Linked DNA regions of Homo sapiens: region 2 is linked to region 1. A link is an interaction called in ENCODE POLR2A ChIA-PET data of the cell type or tissue named here. Cell type or tissue: Panc1. All regions are shown on one strand. Links, peaks and the distances in the headings refer to the core of each region. The heading gives the core; the rest is flanking DNA. Region 1 has its middle 8.5 kb from the start of WIPF2. Region 2 has its middle 6.8 kb from the start of NR1D1.

Region 1 (5,369 bases), core at 177-5,176:
CTGTTCTGTGTTTCTCTTTGATTCTCAACCCAGTGCATCTGGCTTTCTCTGTCATCACTCACATAATCTGCCTGGGTCAAGAGCACCGATGACTCCCATGTTACCAAATCCAAGAACACTTATTTTCCTATTGCTGGCATTTGATATTTCTGACCATTCTTCCTTCTGGAACACTTATCGCTGCTTCCAGGATGCTACGTTCTCAGGATTTCCCTGTCTTCTCTTTCTCAGTCTTCCTCACTGGCCTCTCCCTCAGCCTGGTCCTTGTATGTGGAGTGCCCCAGCTCCCTCTTGAGCCCTTTTTTTTTCCTTCCATAATCCTGGGCTTAGATTTCATCGTCATATTTGTGTTTGGGAATCTACTGCTGCATAACAAACAGTTCCAAATTTAGTAGCTTAAAAATGACAACTTTGTTTTATTTTATTTTACTTTTTATTTTTTTTTGAGACAGAGTCTTGCTCTGTCGCCCAGGCTGGAGTGCGGTGGCATGATCTTGGCTCACTGCAACCTCCGCCTCCTGGGTTCAAGTGATTCTTGTGCCTCAGTCTCCCAAATAGTTGGGATTACAGGCATGAGCCACCACGCCCAGCTAATTTTTGTATTTTTAGTAGAGACAGGGTTTCACTATGTTGCCCAGGCTGGTTTTGAACTCCTGACCTCAGGTGATCTACCTGCCTCAGCGTCCCAAAGTGCTAGGATTACAGGTGTGAGCCACTGCACCCAGCCTAAAAACAGCAACCATTTTATAACTTCTCATGATCTTCCGGGCTGATGGGAGCTTAGCTGGATAGTTCTTCTGGTCTCACTTGAGGTCTCTCTTGCTGCAGTCAGAAGGCCACTGGAGGGCCAGGTGCAGTGGCTTACGCCTGTAATCCCAGCACTTTGGGAGGCCGAGGCGGGCGGATCACCTGAGGTCAGGAGTTTGAGACCAGCCTGGCCAGTGTGGCAAAACCCCATCTCTACTAAGCATACAAAAATTAGTCGGGCATGGTGGCTGGTGCCTGTAATCCCAGCTTCTCAGGAGGCTGAGGCAGAAGAATCGCTTGAACTCGGGAGGCGGAGATGGCAGTGGGCCGAGATCGTGCCACTGCACTCCAGCCTGACAAAGCGAGACTCAGTCTCAAAAAAAAAAAAAAAAAAAAAAAAAAAAGCCACTGGAGCTAGCTAGGATGCTAGCTCACATGTCCTGAGCCCTGGTGGGAACAAAGGGACCACAAGGATGGCTGGACTTTTCTCTCCATGTCCAGGCTTCTCCCTCCAGGTGGTCTCTGCAGCAGAGTACCTGATTTCTCACATGGGAGATGACTCCCAAAAGCAAAAAAGTAGAAGCTGTCAAGTCTTTTTACAATTTAGTCCTGAACCTGGTACAGCTTCAATTCTGCTGCATTCCACTGGTTAAGAGCAGTCACAGGCCAGCCCCACATTCAATAAATACCAGGACTCCTGGTTCACTGGGAGCCATCTTTGGAAATTAGCTACCACAGTTTATGAGTCCCAAATTCCTAGGATTACTCTCCTCAGTTTCAGACCCAAATATCCAGTGATCTAAGGAATCTCTCTTCTTGGTCATTCCACTGTGCTATTCGGGCTCCTCCAGTGCCCCAGCCCCTCCTCTTGCTCTGCAACTGTTTCCAGCTAAGTGTTAACATCACCTCCAAGCAGGAGTTCAAGTCAGAAATTTAGCAATCATATTTGGGTCCTCCCACTCTTTGGTCCCGCATTCCTTTTCTTAAATATCTCTAGACTTACCCCTCTCCATCTCTGCTGCTGATACTCTAATCACAAACATGGCTAAGATTGGTGAGTGGTTTCCATGTGTGTAAACACTTGGGATGCATTCCATTTGGGCTTATCTGCTCATTTTGCAGATGAGGAACCTGAGACTGGTAGAGGTTGGATAATTTGCCCAAAGTCTCACCTTATTCAAGAGTGGGGAGAACTAAGAGGCCTTAGGTTCTGCAGACAGACAGGCAGCCCTGACTTCAGAGGCTTTGTGCCAAGCCAGTGTCCAGCAGCCACTCAGTGTAGACAACTGTCATCTCCCAGTTGGCCTTTCCTAGCAGTCTCCCAACTGGTGTTCCGGCCTCCAACCTGGCCCCATCTAATCCATCCTCCTTGCTGCAGTCAGAGGTATCTTTCTAGAATACCAAGAGCATCTTGGTCTTCTCTGCTTAAGCCTTTCAATGGTTTCCCTTGAGATAAAATCTAACTTTTCTCAATACATAATTAAGTCCTTCATAAATTGGCCCCTGTCAGCTTGACAGTATAGCGTGAGGCAGTAGCTCTTCATGGGAGCATTTTGGAAATGTCGTTGTCCATCTATCACAATGGTAAGAACGTGCTATTGGCATTTGATGGTCAGTGGTCAGGGATACTGGAGTGCTATAATACAAGGGACACCCAACCAAGAATTATCCTTGGTTTCCACAAAACTCTTTTTTTTTTTTTCCAGAGTCTTGCTCTGTCACCCCAGCTTGAGTGCAGTGACACAATTTTGGCTCACTGCAAGCTCTGCCTCACAGGTTCAAGCTATTCTCCTGCCTCGGCCTCCCAAGTAGCTGGACTTATAGGTGCTCGCCACCACGTCTGGCTAATTTTTTTTTTTTAATATATATATAGTTTCTGAGACAGAGGCTCGCTCTTGTTGTCCAGGCTGGAGTGCAGTGGCACAATCTTGGCTCACCCCAACCTCTGCCTCCTGGGTTCAAGCCATTCTTATGCCTCAGCCTCCAGAGTAGCTGTGATTACAGGCACCTGCCATCATGCCCGGTTAATTTTTGTATTTTTAGTAGAGATGGGGTTTTACCACATTGGCCAGGCTGGTCTGGAACTCCTGGTCACGAGTGAGCCACCCACCTCAGCCTCCCAAAGTGCTGGGATTACAGGCGTGAGTGGGTCCCATCTTTACGGTGGGGGAATCTCCTATTAAATTCCCCTTTGAAGACTGAGCACGGTGGCTCATGCCTGTAATCCCAACACTTTGGGAGGCTGAGGCGGGAAGATCATGAAGTGAAGAGATTGAGACAATCCTGGCCAACATGGTGAAACCCCGTCTCTACTAAAAATACAAAAAATTAGCTGGGCGTGCTGGCACGCGCCTGTAGTCCCAGCAACTTGGGAGGCTGAGGCAGGAGAATTGCTTGAACCCAGGAGGCAGAGCTTGCAGTGAGCCGAGACTGCACCTCTGTACTCCAGCCTGGTGATAGAGCAAGACTCCATCTCAAAAAAAAAAAAAAAATTCCCCTCTGGAGAGGTTTTGGGGTGTTTCCCCTTCCCATGAGACAATAACAAAAGTTCAAGTTCACCAGGTTAGTCAAGTGCCCTCAGAGTAAAAGCTTGTTTCAGTGTTCCACTGACCTCTCTCTGCATCCCCTGCCTTATTTTATTTTGCCCTGAAAATTCCTTACTTTTTCAGCAGCTCATCAAAGCATTTAAAATTTAAAAAAATTTAGGCTGGGTGTGGTGGCTCATGCCTGTAATCCCAGCTACTCGGGAGGCTGAGGCAGGAGAATCGCTTGAACCCAGGAGGCAGAGGTTGTGGTGAGCCAAGATCACGCCATTACATTCCAGCTTGGGCAACACAATGAGACTCCATTTCAAAAAAAAAAAAAAATTAGGCCAGGCGCGGTGGCTCATGCTTGTAATCCCAGCACTTTGGGAGGCCAAGGTGGCAGATCATGAAGTCAGGAGATTGAGACCATCCTAGCTAACATGGTGAAACCCTATCTCTACTAAAAATACAAAAAATTAGCCAGGCGTGGTGGCGCATACCTGTAATCCCAGCTACTCGGGAGGCTAAGGCAAGAGAATCGCTTGAACCCAGGAGGCGGAGGTTGCAGTGAGCTGAGATTCTGCCACTGCACTCTAGCCTGGGCGAGAGCGTGAAATTCCGTCTAAAAAAAAATTTAAAAAAATAATAATTTTTATCTGAGATTTTTAGTTGTTTTTTGGGGAGACAGAGTCTTCCAGGTACTTGGCCTGGCAGACAAAGGAAGGCATAAACATGAAATATTTTTGCACGTATTTAATATGACCTGTTTTTTTCCAAGAATGCAACTACTATGTAAATTGTTTTGTATTGTTCAGAACTTTATCAAAAGTTGTTTACCATTTTGGAAAATCACAACCCTAATGGCAATGCTGTTCTATACAACACCCTTAGGTCAGTCTGCATTTATCTCTACCACACTCTTAGTGATTCTAGGTATGGGTGCAAGTATCTGACTACTTTATCTTCTAGTGTAATGGTGCCTGGGTATTTGCATATTGAAACGCCATCCTTCTATTTGTCTTTTTTTTTTTTTTGAGACGGAGTTTCACTCTCATTGCCCAGGCTGGAGTGCAATGGCATGCTCTTAGCTCACTGCAACCTCTGCTTCCCGGGTTCAAGCAATTCTCCTGCCTCAGCCTCCTGAGTAGCTGCGATTAAAGGTGCCCACCATCATGCCTGGCTAATTCTTTATATTTTTAGTAGAGATGAGATTTCCCCATGTTGGCCAGGCTGGTCTTGAACTCCTAACCTCAGGTAATCCACCCGCCTTGGCCTACCAAAGTGCTGGGATTGCAAGTGTGAGCCACCGTGCCCGGCCTATTTGTCTTTTTTATAATCAAGACATCATATTGATTTGTTTTTTGAAATCATGTGTCCAGGCAGGTTATATTATCTGTTCATTTCACTTTGGGATATTAGTGTTGCAAAATATTTGTTATAAGAAAGGAACATTGGGACTGGGTGTAGTGGCTTACACATGTAATCCCAGCACTCTAGGAGGCTAAGGCAGGAGGATCACTGGAACCTAGGCGTTCCAGATCAGCCTGGGTAACACAGTGAGACCTTGTCTCTACTAAAAACAAAAAAAAAATTAGCTGGGCATGGTGGTGTGGGCCTGTAGTCACAGCTATTTGGAAAGCTGTGGCAGGATTGCTTGAACCTTGGAGTTCCAAGTTACAGCCACCTATGATTGTGCTACTGCATTCCAGCCTGGGTGACGGAGCAAGACCCTGTGACATTGGATATGGTAGGGTGGAAAGTCACCAGCCAGGACATTAAGAACGCAGACTCAGCCAGGCATGGTGACTCATGCCTGTAATCCCAGCCCTTTGGGAGGCTGAGGCAGGCAGATCACGAGGTCAGGAGTTCGAGACCAGCCTGGCTAACAGTGAAACCCTGTCTCTAAGAAAAATGCAAAAATTAGCCAGGTGTGGTGGCATGCGCCTGTAGTCCCAGCTACTCGGGAGGCTGAGGCAGGAGAATCGCTTGAACCTGGGAGGTGAAGGTTGAAGTGAGCCGAGGTCGCACCATTGCACTCAAGCCTGGGTGACAGAATGAGACTCCATCTAAAAAAAAAACACACAAAGGCCGGGCGCG
Region 2 (5,369 bases), core at 56-5,055, 100 kb before region 1:
AAGCTCTGGTCAGTTATGTATGTGTGCACGTGTGTGTGTGTGTGTGTGTGATTCTATGACTATGAGTGAGACTGCATGTTTGTGTGTGAGTGTGAATGCTGTGTGTGTGGGTGTGCATGTTTGATCTGAGATCTGTTCTCCCTGTCAGTAGGTTGTTCTGGGTAACAGGGCAACACCCTGTGCAAATTCTGGGTGGCCTAAATCTTGGGCCAACTGCTTGACTGACTGACTGACTGACTGACTGACTGACTGAGGGTGGGTCCTTGCTGGAAACAGGTCAGGCTTCTGTAGATGCCTTCCCATCCCCCTCCTTTCTCACCAAGAAACCATTGCCCAGAGTAGAAACCTGTCTGCCCAGGTGATGCAAACCTGGTATAGAAATGCTGGGGATGCCCCTGAATCAGGGAACCAGCCATGTGCCTGGGAGAGACTCACTCCCTGCCCTCCTAAATCCTTTTCTTTGTCTCTAAAAGGCCAGCTATCTTTCCCAACCCCACCCAAAGCCTGGATGTTTTGGGGAGAACTTTAAGAACATGCCACAGGAAGGACAGAGTCTGAGCTAACTTGTTTCTCAGTGTGGTGGGGGGAGGGGGATGGAGAAAGCAAGGGCGAGGCATGAGCCAGGGCTGGGTTCCATGGATGTGTTTTGCCTCAGATTCTATCTTTACCTCACTACTGCTTTTTCCAAGGAAAGGAAACCATAAATATGTATTAAGTACCAACCGTATGCCAGGCACTGTGCAAAGTGTTTTGTACACATTATCTCATTTAATATTCACAACAACCCTATGCTGTAGGTCTCATTCTTATTTTAGAGATGGGGAAACTGAGACTTAGAGAACTTTATTAACTTGCCCAGGGTGCCAGAGGGTCTAGGTGATTAGTCTTGAAGCTGTAATTTGCATAGCACTTAAGACTGAGAAGATGTCCATCAAAGAATGATAGCGCGGATGGAGATTATTGGAGGGGCTAAATCTCCCCTCTAGCTATCTCTTGAACTACCACTGTCAGCGTCACAATGAAAATGGCAATGCTGGGGATTCAACCCCAGGCGTGAAGATGAAACTCTTTCTGCTAGCAAGACTGCCCCTCCTAGAGAGATTACTGCCACCCTAGGGGAACGTCTGAGCAGCAAACTCATCCTGGTGTTTCCCAAGCAATGGTGATGCTTGGAAGTGGGATATATCACCAAGAACAGAAGCCTGAAGCACCCCTTGTCCCTGTCCCAGGGAGTACCTCAGCTTTCCAAAATCTCTCTTTTAACCCCAGGCACATTTCCTCTTCCCCTAAACTCTTCCCACTCCCCGTCCTACATTTCCCTCATCTGGTTCTAAAAGTAGAAGGGGCAGGAACAGGGTGCACAAACCACAGACTGCTATAGAGGTGACTAACAGAAACAGGCGTCTGAACTCTCTTCTCTACCCAAACCCTCTGAATTTGGGGTCTGCTGCTGGTGGTGAGGAGAGTGGGGCAAGTAGGTCAGGGCCCTCTGAAGTCCCATGGTGCTTCATTCCAGGAGCTGTATTAAGAAGATTGGTTGAGGGAGCGTGTGGAAGGCCACCAAGGACCAACAAAAGTTGTGTCCAAAGCCTTAAGGAAACAGCATCCCACTTCCCCATTTACCTGCTTGAGCAACGTGCACCTCTAAAACCAGCCCTTCCGAAAGCCACTGTCCTGGGCCAATGCTTCTTCAGCAGATGCTTTGAAGAACCTGAAGAAGGGTCCCCTCTCTCAGAACCTAGGATCTCACCCACATCACAGGATCCTGGAGGAGGCATGGATTGTCCTTGGCAGTGGAGACTAAGCCCCAGATGACCCTTTTTCTGGCATCCAGTACATGCTCTGCTAAGGCCTCCTGTCCAATCTTTGCCATGCTGCTGGAGCCACAGTGGTATCATCTTCCAGGCCCCTGCACCTGCCCATTGGCTGCCCTTGAGCCTCTGTAGAACTCAGATGCAGGGAGAATGTGGGGGAGGTGGAGGAAAGGGAGAGGGGGTGCTCTGCATCTGCTTCCATCTCTACCCTTTATCCCAAGCTCCATCTCAAACCCTCTCCTTATCCAGTGTCTCTCCATCCTTTGGGCCTCTGCAGATCACCATTAGCTGCCTGGGGAGGCCAGAGGCTCATGACAGTCCTCGTGAGCAGAATGGACCTCGGAGGAGCGGTGGCCTGGGCAGGCATTAGGGGCCTTGTGTAGCTTCTGGGAGGCTTACATAAACACTGGCTGGGATGGGGAGGAAAGGGGGGTTGCAATGGCTGCCCAGGGAAAAAAGCAACCCCCGCCCGGCCGGCTCAGCCTGAGTGGAAAGAAGGAACAAGGCTTACTTTCCCTCCTCTCACTCCTCTCCCCTGGTCTGCAGCTGTTAGTCGGGCTGGAAAGACTGCGGTATCTTGGGGGAGGGGGGGCAGGAGAAGGAGAGAGAGAGGATGCGACTTCACAAATTTGGGATCCCTCCTCCTCTTCTAAATTGGGGGGAGGGCGAGTGGGGAAGAAGCAGTTTGCCAAAGAGATTTTCAATGCCGCAGGAAGGAGCTTTGGCTCATTAGAATGCGCAGTTTGCACCCTGGAAAAAAAAAATCTGTGCTGGTTGCAAAAATGCAGACGTGTGTAGGGGCCCAGCGGAGATTAAAAAAAAAAAAAAAAAGCGCTAGCTCTGCAATGCAGGATCTGCGAAGTTTTGGTGCGATGAGGAAATGTGGGTCGTGCTCATTTCATTTGCTTGTTCCTGCTAACCTACTGTCCCCCTGACTCTAGCATAGTCTCATAGCCCAGCAAGAGGCACCGCAGCTTAGAAATGGGGTCACGAGTAGGGGGCAGAAGCAGAGAGCCAGAAGTGGGGGTCTGTGGTTAGAGTGCCCAGAGAAGGACCAATGGAGGTTAGAGGGCCAGGCAGATGGAAGGGGGCACTTCAATGAGGGATGGAGGCTGAATTTGCCTTTTGCACACGCATTTGTTCTGCAGCTACACAGGGGTTATTGGGAAAGCCCTTCTAGGTTTCCTCCAGCCCTCGGCTCTTCCCCATCTCCAAGTAGCAGAGGGACTTTCCCCTTCCGGTCCACTAACCTCACAGACCACTGTTGCAGAACCTTTGCTTCATGTCCCCAAACACACAAATCCCTGAACTGTCCTTGTTCTAACCCTGGAGGGGGCACTTGCTGCGTGTGTGTGTCATCCTCCTTCCTAGAAAGAGGGGACAGGGTAGCCTGATTTGGGGAGCCCAGGCTACAGGGAAGCCAAGTCTTGGCTCTGGGCAGACATCAACACATCACCATGAGGGCTGGGGTGGGCTGTTCTGTGTTCTTGGCTTGGGAAGGTCCTTTGTTCTTTTGAGGCTTAGGGTTCTGGGTTGTGAAAACACCAAGGGGCTGCCTGGGAGGAAAATATGCTTGGGGAGACCATGTTTCTTTTCTGGGTGTTTGCTCCCCTGGTGGCTCAGGAGAGACAAAAGGAGACAGAAGCAGGATAAAGCGCAAGGAGACAAGAAGGGAGCCCCGCGCGCTTTCCCTCCTTCCTCATCTTGCCTCCTGTTTCTCTGGCCCACGGAGGAAGGGGCCCAGTGTGTTTGTGCCGGCTCGAGGCTCACGCGGGCTGCCGGGGTCACATGGCCCGGGCATGTGCAGCCTGCTCCATTTCTACCACAACAACTCGCTCATAAACAGCCCGGCTGCTGCGGCGGTGGCGGTGGAGACATGTGCAAGCGAGGGGGTGGGGCACGTGGCCCTGCCCGAGCCAAGGGAAGGCGCTCGCTCAGCACTGCCTCCACCCCTCCCCAGCACTGGCGCTGCCTCGTCACAGGAAATTCCTAGTGCTCCTGTTGCTGCTGCAAAACATGTTTTGGGGAAGTGACTTTCAATAAGGATGGAATCAATGGACTATTTAAAAAGAGACAGAATGGATAATCAGTTAGAGACCGACTTACGCCTGCCCTTACCCTCTCTTAAGATCTCTGTACTGGTTAGGGTGGTACCAGTTCCTTCCTCCTATATAAAATTGGAACCATGTAATCCCAGCACTTTGGGAGGCCAACGTGGGCGGATCATTTGAGGTCAGGAGTTCGAGACCAGCCTGGCCAACATGGTGAAACCCCATCTCTACAAAAAATAAAAAAAAATTAGCCAGGCATGGTAGTGGGCGCCTGTAATCCCAGCTACCTGGGAGGCTGAGGCATGAGAATCGCTTGAACCCGGGAGGCGGAGGTTGTAGTGAGCCGAGATCATGCAACTGCACTCCAGCCTGGGCAACAGAGCGAGGCCCTGTCTCAAAAAAAAAAAAAAAATGGAACCAATCAAGTCCTCATGGTAAACAGTGGGGGGAGGGGCTGGGGTTCTCTAAGACAGTGGTTCTCAAGATAAGCATAGGGATCTGGGGTCACCTGGGAACATGTTAGAAATGCAAATTCCCAGGCCCCATCCCAGGTGGATTGAATCAGAAGCTCTGGGAGCAAAACCCAGCAATCTGAGTTTTAACAAGGCCCTTGGGATTCTGGGAAGCCTGAGACCCACTGCTTTAGGTCTTCGGTCCCTAACAATCAGTCCTCTAGGAGAATCTAGCCCAAGATCTGGGGACATGTCAGCTGGGCGTGGTGGCTCATCCCTGTAATCCCAGCACTTTGGGAGGCTGAGGCAGGCGGATCACTTGAGGCCACGCATTGGACACCAGCCTGGTCAACATGGTGAAACCCCGTCTCTACAAAAAAATACAAAAATTAGCCGGGTGTGGTGTGTGCCTGTAATCCCAGCTGCTCAGGAGGCTGAGGCAGGAGAATTCCTTGAACTGGGAGGTGGAGGTTACCATGAGCCAAGATCACACACTGCACTCCAGCCTGGGCGACAGAGTGAGACCCTGTCTCAAAAAAAAAAAAAAAAAAAAAGATCTGGGGGCATGTCTACCTTCCCCCTTTGTGCTGCTTCATCTCAAAGTCCAGCCACAGGGCGTAATCAGATTTAGTTTGACTCAGAGTAAAAAGCATTTATTGAGTGCCTCCTGTGTGCAGATTCTGGAAATGCGGGCAAATGGCACAACAGTAGTAGGCTAATGAGTAGCTGAGATCTCAAAGAGGAGTGGAAGGTACTGGGTGAGGGGAGAGTGAAAGAAAGAAAAGGTTAGAATTTTATTTGTTTATCCTTTCTCCATCTTACCTACTTTTCTTCCTGTCCCGAGGCTCCTATTAGAACAAATGATTGTGGCTTAAATTGTTTTGAGGCTGGAGGTAGAAATTAAGCCCTTATCTATTTTTGCTGGCCATGGGGACCCCAAGTTAGTTAACAGCCATAGGCTCTTGACTTCCCATGAGTAACTAAAAGAAGATGAGGACCATGCACACAGGCACACACAAACACTCCCTGCGATCTCAGATGCTAGGGTAGGG

What was found. ChIA-PET counts read pairs that join two places held together with the same protein. Peaks named below come from ENCODE experiments on the same cell type or tissue, not always from the same donor. Only the 100,000 strongest peaks of a DNase experiment are listed, where the experiment ranks them.
Region 2: POLR2A ChIA-PET joins it to region 1 with 5 read pairs; 20 of 35 experiments call an interaction of 5 or more read pairs at or near these places.

Annotation. Positions count from the first base shown.
Region 1 is chr17:40,208,117-40,213,485 of GRCh38, forward strand. No RefSeq gene overlaps it. Among named protein-coding and RNA genes, the nearest start is that of WIPF2, 8.5 kb to the right of the region's middle. RefSeq lists an enhancer at 4,841-5,135. In Panc1, for the core only: no CTCF peak of the experiment used is centred there; no DNase peak of the experiment used is centred there.
Region 2 is chr17:40,104,683-40,110,051 of GRCh38, forward strand. No RefSeq gene overlaps it. Among named protein-coding and RNA genes, the nearest start is that of NR1D1, 6.8 kb to the left of the region's middle. RefSeq lists enhancers at 2,064-2,693, 3,130-3,664, 3,665-4,198. In Panc1, for the core only: no CTCF peak of the experiment used is centred there; no DNase peak of the experiment used is centred there; H3K27ac peaks cover 435 bases.